Linked DNA regions of Homo sapiens: all the other regions are linked to region 2. Evidence: read pairs that join two places in POLR2A ChIA-PET (ENCODE). Cell type or tissue: HepG2. All regions are shown on one strand. Links, peaks and the distances in the headings refer to the core of each region. The heading gives the core; the rest is flanking DNA. Region 1 overlaps LOC107987166 (a long non-coding RNA gene). Region 2 holds the start of APOC3 (apolipoprotein C3). Region 3 overlaps BACE1 (beta-secretase 1).

Region 1 (4,347 bases), core at 195-2,694, 400 kb after region 2:
TGAACTTCCAGCATCCTGGATGAGCTGGGGAAAGCTTGCCTCTGGCAAGGGAGGCAAGCTGGGGATCCACCCTGGTGGGGAGGCAACTTATGAGGGCTCCAAGTTGAACGTGAGCCAACTGTAGGTCTTAAACCTGATGATGATCTGATTTTGTATTACTCTGTTTTCTCTTTTGTTTCTTCTGGGCATTTAGTAAGGTTTTATTGAAACATTGCAGTTTGATCTCAGTTACACTGTGAGGAAGAAAGAAAATGGTCCCACACTTGGGACAGCAGGGTAAAGTGGGGGAGCATCCTGAACTCTGGGCCTCAGTCATTTCCAAAGGTAAGGGCAACCCAGTGTGCCATGGGATCCAGCTTCTCTTTCACCTAGAGTTCTCTCCATTGGAAGCTGTGGAGGATGCATTTTCCTTTGCTGAGGATGATGGCCATTTCTTAACCTTTGGTGGACTCAGTCCGTAACTCAGGGTCTGGGGGATTCTGGGCACAATATTTATGAGTCTATGGCAGTTTGACCTAACGAATTCAGACCCGTCCCTTTGTGGACTGAGGCCTTAAAGCTCTCTGTGCTCACCGAGCTCCATCTTCAGAAACTGGAGTGGGGGCTGGGGGTGGCAGAGGCCACAGGAGCGGCCCCCATCTTCTCCCTGGCCACTCACCTTCAGTTCCCCGCATGGACTGGCAGCCTGCCCTTCTCTGGGTTCTGGGTCTGTGCTCTCCGCCTGCACTGAGGGGCCTCAGAAAGGTCCTTCTCTTATCTCCCTGCCAGCAACATGCCCCAGAGGCCCACACCAGCCCAGCCTGAGCTGGCCTTGAGTGTCAGGGGGCCAAAGCAATGACCTCTGCAGTGTGGAGCCCTTTTCCAAATAATTCATCACCACTCTGCATCCAATTAGGGAAAGCAGGCTGGATGAGACAATGGCCCAAACCCCTTGTTAAGTAACATCCCTAATTGATGACAGGGATGGTGAGCAGGGGTTTGGAAGCCAGCTCAGATTGTGTTTTTAAAATCCTCCTTTCTCCCGGGCTGCCTGCCAGAACTCAATGGCGTGGCCCTCCAGGAGAACAAAGGGAGCTTTGAAAATCTTTCTCCCCGTCCTTCAAATGCTTATCTGAAAAGACATCTTTTTCCCCTTAGTCGCTACAATCATAAAAGCACAGGTGATAAACCGCTTCTTCGTAATCATCAGTTGTGAAATCTCCCCCCACCCCTCTAAATAAAAAGCAGGAATTGCAGCAGCGGCAGCAGCAGTAGAAAGCAAGAGAGACCATCTCAGTGCCCATTCTGATGCCTATCGAGGCTCCAGGAAGGGAGCGGGAGAGGGGGATGAACTTTGTTCAGTGACAACTTTTATCTCTGGGTCTCGGGCTGTTGAAATGTCAAGCCAGGGCTGGATAGGATCTCCTAACAGCAGCTGCTGCCTAGCTCTGGGGGATAGAGGGCTGGTGGTGGGTGGGAGGAGAACCTGGAAGTGAATTGAACACGTCTTGAATTCTTGCAGCTAGAGTTCAGGTCTTGGTGGGACTTTGCTCCTAGAGAGGAAAGCCGAGGCTGTAGGGAGGGGCCTTGAGAGCCTGGTTTTGCAATGACCTTGAGAAGCTCTCTCTGAAAGGACAGGGGCTAGGCCATTTCAGAGGAGACGACTCTGTCCAGCTTTTAGGCTCCCAAGCTATGACATTGTAGAATTGAGGGATAGTTAGGCCTGGGGTTTAGATAGGATTCTAGATCCCTGGGCCCTCACATTAGCTCAAGGTGAGATCTTTCTCCTTCAGAGGCCATGCCCTGATCCCTCCACTTAGTTCATATCACTCTGCTGTCATTCTTCCTTGTAATGCCAACACCACCAAAGACCATTTACAGCACTGTAAGCTCAGCTTAATTCAGGAACATTTCAGATTTTTAAAGCTGGAGGAGATGATTTCTGAGCTGGCCATTTTATTTTTATTTTTTATTTATTTTATTTTTTTGAGACAGAGTCTCACTCTGTCACCCAGACTGGAGTACAGTGGCATGATCTTGGCTCACTGCAACCTCCGCCTCCCAGGCTCAAGTGATTCTCCCACCTCAGCCTCCCGAGTAGCTGGGACTACAGGTGTGTACCGCAATGCCTGGCTACTTTTTGTATTTTTTATAGAGACAGGGTTTCATCATGTTGCCCAGGCTGGTCTCAAACTCCTGAGCTCAAGGGATCTGCCTGCCTCAGCCTCCCAAAGTGCTGAGATTACAGGTGTGTGAGCCACCATGCCTGGCCTTATTTTTTTCAAAAATTCACATAGCACCCACTGTGAAGTAGCTACTGGTCCAAATGCATGCTTATTAACTCATTTTATCCTCATGACAATTGAATGAAACGAGAGGAAATTGAGGTACAGAGAGGTTAAGTCATTTACCTAAGATCACACAGCAATTGGCAGAATCAGAATTCAGACCCAGGAACACTGGACCAAAAGCTTGTATTCTTAACTGCTACTCTGTGCTGGCTTTTGCTATGTTATGCTGGGCATTCAAGGATGAATAGGAGTTGCCTGGGTAGGCAATGAAAAGGAGAGAGTATCTTGCTGGCAGAAGAGCAGGAGTAACGGCAAAAAGATATAAAAACCAGTTTGGAAATAGAAGAAAAGAGAACTGATTTCTGTTGAGTACCTACCTTGATTCAGGCACTGTGCAAAGCAGTTTACAGGTTTATTGTTTCATTTTCAGATTAGGCTTATGAAGTAAATAATATCATTTTCCTTTTTTACGAGTAAGGGAGTTGAGGCTCAGAGAGGTTGAATAAATTGCTCAAAGTCACATAACGACCAGGCGTGGTAGCTCACACCTGTAATCCCAGCACTTTGGGAGGCTGAGGTGGGAGGATCACTTGAGCCCAGGAGTTTGAAATCAGCTTGGGCAACATAGCAAGACCCGCCTCTCTAGAAAAATAAAAAATTAGCCTGGCATGGTGGCATGTGCCTGTGGTCCCAGCTACTTGGGAAGCTGAGGTGGGAGGATCACTTGAGCCCAGGAGGCCAAGGCTGCAGTGAGCTGTGATCACACCACTGTACTTTAGCCTGAGCAACTAGGTGATCATCTTCCATATAGAATTGATTTGATTTGAAGATGGAACCAATAAAGATTTCCTTTGACAAGGCCCAACCCCTGTGTTTTCTGAGTGTTCCATCACTCGTGTTTCCTTGTGGAGAACATGATTTGATTTTTAAGTGGTGTTCAATTTTTCTAGTGGTCTATGAATTCCATGAGGACAGGGTCGGTGTCTATGTCATTTGCCAGTGTTTCTCCAATACCCAGCATTATGCTAGGCACACTGTAGACTTGAAAATATTTATGAAATCAATGAATAGAAAATGCAAATTGAGGCCGGGCGCTGTGGCTCATGTCTGTAATCCCAGCAGTTTGGGAGGCCGAGGCGGGTGGATCACGAGGTCAGGAGATCGAGATCATCCTGGCTAACACGGAGAAACCCAGTCTCCGTGTTACAAAAAAATACAAAATACAAAATACAAAAAAATTAGCCGGGAGTGGTGGCGGGCACTTGTAGTCCCAGCTACTTGGGAGGCTGAGGCAGGAGAATGGCATGAACCCGGGAGGCAGAGCTTGCAGTGAGCCAAGATTGCGCCACTGCACTCCAGCCTGGGTGACAGAGCGAGACTCCGTCTCAAAAAAAAAAAAAAAAAAAAAGAAAATGCAAATTGTGTTGTGAACAGCTATTTAACACTTCATTTTCCCCCTATCCAATGTATATGTTATATTTTGCTAAGCCCAGGTCTCACCTAAGTGGCTGGTCTCCACATCAGTACACAGGACATCTCTGGGGTCACCATTAGATGATTAAGGGGGACTCTTACTGAAAGAGGGGAGGGCCGCGTGGAATAGCTATAGCCAGGCTGACCAATGTCTCTGTTTGCCTGGGACAGTCCAAAGTGTGCACCGTTACCCTGTCGAATAATTAACAGTGCCTCCTTCACTCTTGAAAGAGCCCCAGTTTGGAGGATAAATTGTATGAAGACCCTAGGCCAGTGACTGCCCACATAGAGGTTGCTGTGTTGCCAGCACTATGAAAGTCTGCTGGGGGAAGAGCAGATCCCAAATGAAGCCTGGTGGGTAGGAACACAAAGAAAATTCCAGCGGTAGTCTCTATTTCCCCAAACCCTCCACCTTCTCCCCTCAGGCTGGCCCTCCTTGGGATGGGATGAGCACTTCCTGCTGATGGAAGGCAGGTGGCTTAGTCAGAAGACCTGGCTACTGGCCAGCCCTGTGACCTTGGGCAATTCACTTCTGTACTCTGGGGTCCGGAATCTCTCTCTGAATGTGAAGATAAGAGGACTGGAGTTTGGTGGTTTTCTGCAC
Region 2 (5,082 bases), core at 1-2,500:
GAACATCAAGGCACCTGCGGTCTGGACTGATCTCCGTCCAGTCCAGCCAACATGCTGTGTGTCTTTGGGTGATTTCTGGCCCTCTCCAGGCCTCAGTTTCCCTGTCTGGGGTAGGACTGGGCTGTCTAAGGCTTCCTCCAGCCCTAAGCCTGAAGAATGAGGGGGGAACCTGCACTTGGAGCCACTTCCAGCCCCACCCCCTGTGTAGCTTTGGGCAAGTGACACCCCTCCCGGGCCTCCATGTTCTTCAGGTTATGATGAGGGGTGGGGGGCACCCGTCCAGCTCCGAGGCTTCCTTAGCTCTAGCAAGTGCTTCTCCAGGCTTGCTGGCTGGGCTGGGCAGGGAGCTCCTCTTGCCCCTCTTCATCCTCCTCCCCTCCTCTTTCCCCTCCCCAGAGGGCATTACCTGGAGCAGCTGCCTCTAGGGATGAACTGAGCAGACAGGCAGGAGGGTTCTGACCTGTTTTATATCATCTCCAGGGCAGCAGGCACTGAGGACCCAGGGCGCTGGGCAAAGGTCACCTGCTGACCAGTGGAGATGAGGGCCTGAGGCAGGGTGTCCAGATGCAGCAAGCGGGCGGGAGAGTTGGGAAATCCCTAGGAGACTGAGTCCACGCTGCTGTCCCGCCAGCCCTGCAGCCCAGATGAGCTCAGGAACTGGGGGTGGGCCTGGGGAGCCCTCATTCCTTCCTAGCTGACTGGCTCCCCAGGGAGAGGCTGGTGAGAGGGGAAATGGCTTGGACATAGGCCAGGGGCCTCGGGCCCATCTCAGCCTTTCACACTGGAATTTCAGGCCCCTCCCTCCACCAGCCCCAAGCCCTGAACACAGCCTGGAGTAGAGGGGTGAGGGGCTTCTTCAGACTTGAGAACAAGTGGGTGGCTTGGGCTGGGGGGTGTTTGGAGTAAAGGCACAGAAGACCAGGCATCAGTGGCTCCGGCAAGGCCTGGTTACAGGGCTGAGCTCTCACAGCCCCTCCCAGCACCTCCATCTCTGGGTTTCAATCCAGGCAGGCGAGTGCTGCTCACCCAGCAGCCCCCCACCCGCCCCCACCCTGTGTGCCCCCCGCTGCCTCCCCCTTAGTGTAGGGCAGGGGTTGGTGGAGAAGGGCCAAGGCCGCTCAGAGCCCGAGGCCTTTGCCCCTCCCTCCACCAGGCTCCCTATTTTGCCCTCTGGACCCACTGATAACATCCCCTGGGGGAGGAGCTGGTCTCATGTCTGGGGCCCTCCCCAGCCCCCACCAGGACTGATTCTCTCGTTCACCTTCCTGGGTTCCTCAGTGGGGCTGGGGGAAGAGCAGCCCTCACTGCCCCCTGGCTGTGGGAGCAACTGGGAGGAACAAGGTCTGGTGAGGAGAGGGCACAGAGGAGTTCTGCGGGGAGTCGGTGGTCCAGGAGGGGCCGCTGACCCTTCTCGGGGCTGAGATGTCCCCTGGGCCCACAGTGAAGCCGCAGCAGGGATGGCAGGATGAGGGCGCCTGTCTTCCAGATGCTGACACCTTGGAGCCAGGACATCTTAGGCTTAAATGATGCCTTTGGCACGTAATAGGACCCAGGTCACAGAGATAACATCTCAGAGCCTCAATTTTCTGAGGATAAAATGGGGCTGGAATACTGATTGCCCAGAGTGGTGCTGAAAAGGAAATGAGATAGAGAAGTACAAAGCAGCGGGTCCATGGAGGGACTCACACCTCCCTCTCCCTCCTAACGCTGTGCCCTTCCCAGACAGCAGAGTCTGCAGGCAGAAGGAGCCTCTAACATAAAAAATAGAGCTCTGGCAGCAAGCTGTCCTCTCAGAAGTAACTAACACCACAGTATGAAATCAGAGGCCTGAGAAAGTGGCCCGGCTCTGCCCTCAGAATTCTTTATCGGTGGGTGAGACTTGGAATTCCTCTATTAGCGATCCATTCCTGGCTGGGCACAGTGGCTCATGCCTGTAATCCCAGCACTTTGGGAGGCTGGGACGGACGGATATCTGAGGCCAGGAGTTCGAGACCAGCCTGGGCAACATGGCGAAACCCAGTCTCTACTAAAAATACAAAAAATTAGCCGAGCATGGTGATGCACGCCTGTAGTCCCAGCTACTCAGGAGGCTGAGGCACGAGAATTGCTTGAACCCCGGAGGTGGAGGTTGCAGTGAGCAGAGATCGCACCATTGCACTCCAGTGACAGAGCTAGACTTGGTCTAAAAAAGAGAGAGAGAGAGAGAGAGAGAGATTCATTCCTTTGACTTAAGACTTTGTTTTCTGTTAAAATGCAAATAGAACCCTGTGAAGTAGACGTTAAGTCCATTTTATAGGTTAGAAACCTAAGGCTCTAAGGGCTCCAAGTGCACAGCCCATTAGTAGTAAGGCTGGGAACCTTAATCCAGGTCTTCACACACCCCAGGCAAATACCAGACGGCTTAGAGCACTGAGACCCCTATAGAGGCATCAGTCACACGCCCAGAACAAACCTGTCTCAAGTCTCCTGCAGACTTTGGTGGTGGGGTAGAAGGTGAAGAAGTGGTCACTGGAGGATTTGGTATTGGGGATGCCCTTTCCTCTTCTGCTGCGGCCTGCTCCATAGCCCCAGAGGCAAAGGCACAGTGGGGACCCAGATCCAGGCAGGGGCAGGCAACAAGGTCTATGGGCCCGGGTGTGCTAGAATGGGCTGGCGGGGTCCCGTGGCCCCAGACCCTCCAAGCCTTTCCATCTCTGCAGAGGGTCTGGAGGAGCCTGGCCTCTCTCTCCCGCATGGCAACGGACCCAGGGAGGTCAGGACATGTGGGTAGAGAGACCTGGCAGGGTGCTGAGCTAGATGTAGCACACCTCCAGGAAGCCTGGTACCTTGTCTCCTTCCAAGGGCTTGGTACCTGAGAATACCTGTGGCCCCTCACCAACAGTCCAACCTGCACCCCGGCAGGGGATCTCTTGGTGGCCAGCCTGCGCTGCCCCTCTCTCCCATCATGGCTCCCCTGGGATGAAGACTGCTCCAGGGAGAAGCCAGTGGTAGATGGGAGGAAGAGGGGATTTGACCATCCGGGGCCAAAAATGGTCCTCTGGGGTTGGGCTGTTTCACCTTGTGTCCAGGTGAGGTTTAGTACATGAGCCCCCATGCTCCATGCCCTTCCCACCAGGCTGGGCTGGGCAGCCCTGATTCAGACCTGTTGGCCAGAGGCCCTTGTTCATCACACATCATCATGCCGGAAGTTCCTCCTAGTATCTCACCCAGCTCCCTCCTATGGCAACAGGAGCTGTCCTTCAGTTCTGCCCGGGGGAGGGCCCCTTGAAGCATACGTGAGGCACATGTCCGTGTGACCTGCCTGTCCCTGGCTGGATCTGAGTTGTCTGCTCCTGACTCTGACCTCTGGACTGACCCCTGGTTTGATCCCTGTGTGGTTGGCCAGGAGGGGTGGCTGTAGCTAATGCTGAGCTATCAGCCTCATTGCCTCACCAATCATTAAGTCTGCCTGTTGCACAGATAAGGAGAGGCTTGGAGAGGCGATGTCTCCCTCGAGATCACACAGGCCTTTCATGCCCACTAAGATGGACGTCCCTGACTCACAGGACCAGGCCTGGCTGGAAGGCAGTCTGCTCTTCCCATCAGCTACTTGCACCCTCTAAGACTGAGCACAGGGGGCTCTCATTCTCTCCCTGCTCCCCAAAACAAATCCATCTACAGATTGATGCAAAACGTACCCTCAGACTTTGGGAAGTAAATACATTCATTAACAGGTCACGTCCCCGCCACGTTGAAAGGCAGCAGGTCCCCTCGCGAGCGTGGGTGCACGCATGGGCTGTGCCAGTCCCTTGGTTCTTAGTGATTTGCACACTTCTGTGAATCCACACACACTCTGGTGGATGCTCTCGGACATGCTCAAATGGTGCAGGCGCTCCCAGCATGGGTGCACCCAGGCGGGCGGGTGAGACAGAAGCGCCTCTGGACCTCTCACATGCTAGTGGCACCGGCTGCTAGGACTGTAAGTCCTGGAGGTCAAACTGCGGCTGAGGTGTCATTCGTGACTCAGTCTCCTCCTCCCCTCTGGCCTGGGGAAGGGACAGGGGCACTGAGTACTGACCTTTGCTCCCGCTGCAAGCTGGACTGTGCCTGATTCAGGAGCAGGGTTGGGACCGATGGGTTCCAGGGAGGTGAGCCTTGCAGGAGTAAGACGTGGCTAACATTTAGTGATCACTTTTCCTATGTGCCAGACATTGTTGCAAGCACTATAAGATCATCTCAGTGAATCCTCACAGCCTAGGAGGCAGGTACAATGGTTATGTCTCACCAAGGTAACTGAGGCTCAGAGAGGTTATGAGACTTGCCCAAGGACACACAGGCAGTACGTGTTGGAGCCTGGATGCCAAGCCAGGGAGTGGACTCCAGCATCTGACCCCAACAATCACGGAGAGATGGCACAGGCTGCATCAAAAAGGAGGCAGCATGGTAGCGTGGGGACCACTACAGGGCAGTGGGGACCCAGCAGAAGGGGTGCCAGAGTCAGGAGGTCATTTGACTGCCTTTGACCCTAGGAAACATTAAGCCACTTCTGGAAACTGAAAAAATGAACACAAAGCAAATTAGAGTTAGTACAATTGTGGTCTACTCTGATGGCGTTCATTTTTACAAATAAATGTAGCTCACTGTTGTCAGGCACTGCACTCACCGACAGGAGCCAATAGTGCAACGTGCCTGGATGTCACCTCATAGTCACTAGGAGTGGTGTGGTCCGGCAGAGGGACCCATGCTGACGTGGTGTGTCACCTTCTCAGTGGATGTTTGTGTGTGATTATGCATGCAGCCTCATTTAGAGATCCAATAGACATCTAAGTAGAAGACCTCCTGGGCACCACCACCATTGCCCTCCATCCCCCAATGGGAGGTCCCCTGAGAGCCTCAGGTCCCAAGATTCTGCTCAAGCCAGCTGCTCCTGCCCAGGGAGTGTGGCTGGGGGGCAAGAAGGGCAGGAGTCAGGCCTCAGGCTGGTCCCACCCATCACCCTGCCTCTGGCCCACCTGGCGCCCCTCAGAGGGCTGAGTCTCACTCTGCCACTCTCACTAGAGGAGGGAGCACTCTGCTACCCTCCCTGCTTTGCTCCAAATCAGG
Region 3 (5,592 bases), core at 1,701-4,200, 470 kb before region 2:
TTTTTCGTGTTTTTAATAGAGACAGAGTTTCACCATGTTGGCCAGGCTGGTCTTGAACTCTTGACTTCAAATGATCTGCCCGCCTTGGCCTCCCAAATTGTTGGGATTACAGGCGTGAGCCACCGCGCCTGGCCTGGAAGCATTTAAGTAAGAAAATATAACCTGGTCTCTCTCCCTAAGGAAGTCCCTTGAGCTCAGATGGCAGGATGTGTAGGGGATAAGTAGATAAACCTGCAAGTGGAGAGGAGGATGGTCCAGGCAGAGTGAAGCTGATACAACAGCCTTTGCGAGAGGGACCATGGCTGGTGTGGGGAACTGAGATATCTGAGGTCAGTGTGGCTGGCAGCAGAGCTTTATGGGTTTTTTGGTTGGTTTTGTTTTGTTTTGTTTTGTTTTGTTTTTGAGACAGAATCTTGCTCTGTTGCCCAGACGGGAGTGCAGTGGCGCCATCTCATCTCACTGCAATCTCCACCTTCCAGGTTCAAACGATTCTCCTGCCTCAGCCTTCCGAGTCGCTGGGATTACAGGTGCCTGCCACCACACCCAGCTAATTTTTGTATTTTTGTAGAGATGGGGTTTCACCATGTTGCCCAGGCTGGTCTGGAACTCCTGACCTCAGGTGATCCAACCACCTCAGCCTCCCAAAGTGCTGGGATTACAGGCGTGAGCCACCGCACCCGGCCAGCTTTACGTTTTTAATAGCAAAGGAAAACTGTTTACATAGGAGGGTTAACAGTCAAATTTGCACTTTGAAAAGATCACTCTGGCTGCAGTGCACAAAACAGATTGGACAGGTCAAGAGAAGATGTGCCAAAAGCAGCTGGGAAACTACTGTGATATTCCAGGGTGAGCTGATGATAGCTTGGCCTAGGGACAGCAAAAGAAATAAGGAATGAATACATTCAAGAGACTTGTAAGGAGCTTAATTGGACAGGACTTGTTGATGCACTGGATAGAGAGGTGAAGAAGAGGAAGGTGTTAGGATATGTCTGATACTGCTGACCTACAGAACAGATGGGTGATGCTGCCATCCACTAGTATAAGGAACACTGGAAGGCAGCCACCAGATGGAAAGGACTGCGTTGGGTCAGCTTGGGACATCCTGAATTTGACCTTTTTTTTTTTTTTGAGACGGTCTTGTTCTGTCACCCAGGCTGGAGTGCAGTGGCACAATCATGGTTCACTGCAACCTCAAACTCCTGGGCTCAAGCGATCCTTTCACCTCAGCCTCCTGAGTAGCAGGGACCACTGGTGCCCATCACCATGCCTGGCTAATTTTAAAAATTTTGTTTGTAGACATGGAGGTGTGTGGGAGGGGGTCTCACTATGTTGTCCAGGCTGGTCTCGAACTCCTGGCCTCAAGTGATCCTCTCGCCTTGGCCTCCCAAAGTGCTGGGATTACAGGTGTCAGCCCCTGCACCCAGCCCTTGAGGTATCTTTGAGGCACTTGGGTGCGTGCGTCGGGAGCTCAAAGGAGAGGAAAAAGCTGGAGTTAGGAGCTTAGACATCACCAGGATCTAGGTAGATGGCTTAGTGGGAGAGGGTCGTTAGAGAGGAAGAGGGCCAAAGCTCAAGCCTTGAGAAAGGAGCCTGCCAAGGAGACAGAGAACACAGGACCTGAGAAGATGAAGGCTGACTTGAAAAACACCTTCAGTGTTTGGTGACATGAAGTCACCGGTAACTGTAGTAAGGGCTGTTTTATAGTGGAGGAATGGAGGCGAAACCCAGTTTTAGAATGGGTTGAGGAATGCGTGGGAGGTGAAGAAATGGAGACAGCCTGGCTGAGCGCTTTGGTTGTGAAGGGAGAGGAGAGAGGGGACTGGAGGCGGATGTGAGATTAAGGAAGTTTTTTGTTTTGTTTTTGTTTTAATGAAGAGATGAGCATCTGTAAATGTCAACAGGAAGAATTCAGATTTGGTGGAGATGGGGCCAGGGTGGGGTGGCTGTATCTATGTGAGGGAAAAGGGCCAAGGAAGAGGTGGGTGCCTGGGAAGGGAGGAGGGACTTGACTCCCCAGCACAGGTGGCAGCTCATGAGGAGCCTGGAAGGGGCAGCCGCAGGCAGGTTGGTGTGGTTGGCTGTGGGAGATGAGGGCAGTCTCATCCCCTGGCCCAGTTCAGTGACCCGAGAGGGGAACCCAGCTGCTGGGGTTCGGCGGCTGCAGCCCCTCCACCGCTGCCTCTGCCCAGGCCGCCCTGAACTGCCCTGTTTCATAATGAGCAAGCAGTGCCTCAGCCTTGCCTCGGGCCCGTCCTGTTAAGAGCCCCCCCCATCCCCCCGCTTGGAATGGAGCAGGGGTGGGGAAAAGGCTGCCGGGACTGGCCAGGGCTCCCATTCGAAGCGCTGAAGGACAGGACCAGAATTACTTCTCTCGGGCGGGAGCACACCGCAGAGGGCAGACGGGTCGACATTTGCTCGGGAGAGAAGCCCAACTGTTTATTCTGGTTTTCTTTTGTGTGTGTGTGTAAGGTGGAGAGGGGAGGCAGAGAGCAGTGGGGACCTGAAATCGTAGTATTGGGGTGGGTGAGAGGGATGGGAGTGGAGGGGGACGTTCCTTCCTGGGCTCGGCCTGGCCCCCTTTGGGGTGGCAGGGGGAAAGGCTGGGGCTGGAAGGACAGCAAGAGCGCCCAGGGCCTCAGGGCTGGGGTGGGAGTACCCTGCAGAGAGCTCCCTCCTGCCTCGCAGGAGAGGAAGGGGGAGGCAGGGAGGGGCAGGGACAGCAGGAGCCCCCAGGTCAAAGCTCCACTCCAGTGTAAAGCAGTAGCCATATTTGCTTAGAACTTGCCGGATGTTCCCTCCCTTGCACAGGCCACAGAGACTTGTTGTGGAGGAGATCCTCTTTCTTTGGGGTCCAGTGATAGCAGGGAGCCCTGTAATATGAGGCCAGCCCCCCATGCTGGGAGCTGAGTCCTGAGAATGGGGAAGAGGGTTCGTGGGGAGAGGGTGGGTGAAGAAGCCTTCTTAATCATTAACCTGGTTGATTTCATCTGAACTGCTGAGCCTCCCAGCTCTATTGATTTTCTCTGAAAGCACAGCATCTGGAGCTGGTGGCTGCCCAGAGACCGGGGAGAGAGACCACGGGTAGAGGTAGGGGAAGAGGGGCAGGGAGGGGAATGGAAACCAGGCCAGGAGTGGGGGGCTGGGAAGGAGGGAGGAGACAAGGTCTGAGGGCCGGGAGATTGTCAGAGGAGTCTTTGGGGATGTGAGGAGGCCAGGAGGTCTAAGCAGGCACTGGGGGAGGGCACAGTCAGCACAGCCACAGAGGCACCACGGAGAGCAGGAAGGAGCCAGAGAGGATCTGGCAGAGAGGACGAAACTGAAGTCCAGAGAAGCACAGTGATCTGCTCAAGGTGACAGGGTCAGGGCCTGCACCAAAACTGAGGTCAGTTGATTTCACTGGACTGAGGAGAGAAGATACAGAAATGAAGGCCCCTGGGGCAGAGGAGAACCTGAGGTGATGGAAAGTCGGCAAGAGGCGAGATGCAACTTACAAATTACCATTTTTCTGAGGGTGGGGCCTTTCCTTTTTTTGCCTGTGAGGATATAGTAGACTTTCAAAAAATGGCTCTGGTCTGACTGAAGGTGGGGTCAGGCCATCAAAGGAGGAAGAAAGGGCCAAGGAGAAGTGATGCTAGAGGCCGGGCATGGTAGCTCACGCCTCAGCACTTTGGGAGGCCGAGGCAGGTGGATCACCTGAGGTCAGGAGTTCGAGACCAGCCTGGCCAACGTGGTGAAACCTCGTCTCTACTAAAAATACAAAAATTAGCCCTGCGTGGTAGCGCACACTTGTAATCCCAGCTACTCAGGAGACTGAGACAGGAGAATCACTTGAACCCAGGAGGCGGAGATGGCAGTGAGCCGAGATCGCGCCATTGCACTCCAGCCTGGGTAACAAGAGCGAAACTCCATCTCAAAAAAAAGAAGTGATGCTAGAAAGAGCTGGACAGAAGGGAACACCAAGACACCTGTCCATCTTCACTTAGCCAAATCCAGGGCCCTGACAAGATGGGTTTTCACCAGGACATTTTATGGGGCTCCTGGCTCCCCACTATTTCTGACAGTAGGATTCCTAGGTCTGTGTCACCTGTGAGACAGAAGGGGAGCCACATTCTGGTGGCAGGGACAGAACCACACGCATGGACACTGATGTGCCATCCTGGTCCCCACAGGTCCCCTGACCAGTACAGCTCCTAGAATAGGTCTTCTCTGAGCTGGAGGGGATAAGCCAGACTGCTTCCTGGGAGAATTGAAAAGGAGCAGGGGGCCCTGAAGACAGAATCAGTCAGGTACACAGTGAGCAGGGGTGATGTGACGGTAGAGAGACATGGGAACAGAGACAGCACACACACCACATAGCTCTGAGATGACGCACAAAATGTTATGACTCCATAGACTGAAGCAGACACAGCGTTTCTTTTCTTTTCTTTTTTTTTTTGAGACGGAGTGTTGCTCTCGTCCAGGCCGGAGTGCAGTGGTGTAATTTCGGCTCACTGCAACCTCCGCCTCCTGGGTTCAAGTGATTCTCCTGCCTCAGCCTCCCAAGTAGCTGGGATTATAGGCGTGCGTCACCACACCCGGCTAATCTTTGTATTTTTAGTAGAGATGGGATTTTACTACATTCACCAGGCTGGTCTTGAACTCCTGACCTCAAGTGATCCACCCGCCTTAGCCTCTCAAAGTGTTGGGATTACAGTTGTGAGCCACTGTGCTGGCCTCAGACACAGCATTTCTAAGGCCATGTTGAGGGTGCCAAAGGAAACCAAGATATTTTACCCCAGAATATACTACTTTGACGTATTTTGAGTCGGCTGTCAGAGGGCCAGCACACAGAAGTGGCCCTGCAAATCTGGCTTTTGAGGGAGATTTGCATCTGCAGAGAATCTGCATTGATGCAACCTGGCTTTCTCTGAGGCCCTCCCTGGTCCAAATCTAGGAAAGATTAACTGAAAGTCTGACATGTTTAAAGGTCTGAAAGACACATACATCACCTGTTTTCTCTGAGGGGTGTTACCTATGAGGTTTCATTCATATAAAAAGACCACTTTTACTGGCCTGGCCTCCGTTTATCCCTCCCATAACTATTTTTGCCAAAGTCCAAGTCCCTTTTTTTTTTGTTGTTGAGACAGGGTCTCTGTCGCCCAGGCTGGAGTGCAGTGGCATGGTCTCAGTTCACTGCAACCTCCACCTCCCAGGGTCAAGTGAGTCTCATGCCTCAGCCTCCTGAGTAGCTGGGACTACAGGCATGTGCCACCATGTCCAGCTAATTTTTGTATTTTTAGTAGAGACAGAGTTTCGTCCTGTTGGCCAGGCTGGTCTCAAACTCCTCACCTCAGGTGATCCACCTGCCTCAGCCTCCCATAGTGCTGGGATTACAGGGGTAAGCCACTGCACCTTGCCCAAGCTCCCATTCTTTCTGTAACCTCAAGATGGTATAAAATCATCAACCATCTGGCTATCTCTTTGACTTCCTATATTTTTTTGACTCCCTTGCATATTAGTTCTTCTACTAATCTGCCTTTTTTCAGTTGGTTTTTCAGCAGACCTGCAGAGGGCACAGGGGAAGTGTTCCTTTGGCCCCTGCAGCACCACAGG

The links. Peaks named below come from ENCODE experiments on the same cell type or tissue, not always from the same donor. Only the 100,000 strongest peaks of a DNase experiment are listed, where the experiment ranks them.
Region 1: POLR2A ChIA-PET joins it to region 2 with 7 read pairs; 1 of 35 experiments calls an interaction of 5 or more read pairs at or near these places.
Region 3: POLR2A ChIA-PET joins it to region 2 with 5 read pairs; 1 of 35 experiments calls an interaction of 5 or more read pairs at or near these places.

Annotation. Positions count from the first base shown.
Region 1 is chr11:116,424,989-116,429,335 of GRCh38, reverse strand. All of the region lies in intron 1 of LOC107987166 (a long non-coding RNA gene), which reads left to right. Among named protein-coding and RNA genes, the nearest start is that of LINC02151, 74 kb to the left of the region's middle. RefSeq lists an enhancer at 4,130-4,347 and a silencer at 4,130-4,347. In HepG2, for the core only: no CTCF peak of the experiment used is centred there; a DNase peak (open chromatin) is centred at 1,175; H3K4me3 peaks cover 457 bases.
Region 2 is chr11:116,825,265-116,830,346 of GRCh38, reverse strand. APOC3 (apolipoprotein C3) reads right to left here and starts at 440. Exons shown (of 4, transcript NM_000040.3): 1 at 407-440. RefSeq lists enhancers at 1-920, 4,540-4,834, 4,689-5,055. In HepG2, for the core only: a CTCF peak has its summit at 1,287; DNase peaks (open chromatin) are centred at 546 and 1,186; H3K4me3 peaks cover 1,000 bases.
Region 3 is chr11:117,297,143-117,302,734 of GRCh38, reverse strand. The region is part of intron 1 of BACE1 (beta-secretase 1); the gene reads left to right. Among named protein-coding and RNA genes, the nearest start is that of BACE1, 16 kb to the left of the region's middle. RefSeq lists enhancers at 1,983-2,544, 2,545-3,106. In HepG2, for the core only: no CTCF peak of the experiment used is centred there; DNase peaks (open chromatin) are centred at 2,294 and 2,884; H3K4me3 peaks cover 1,794 bases.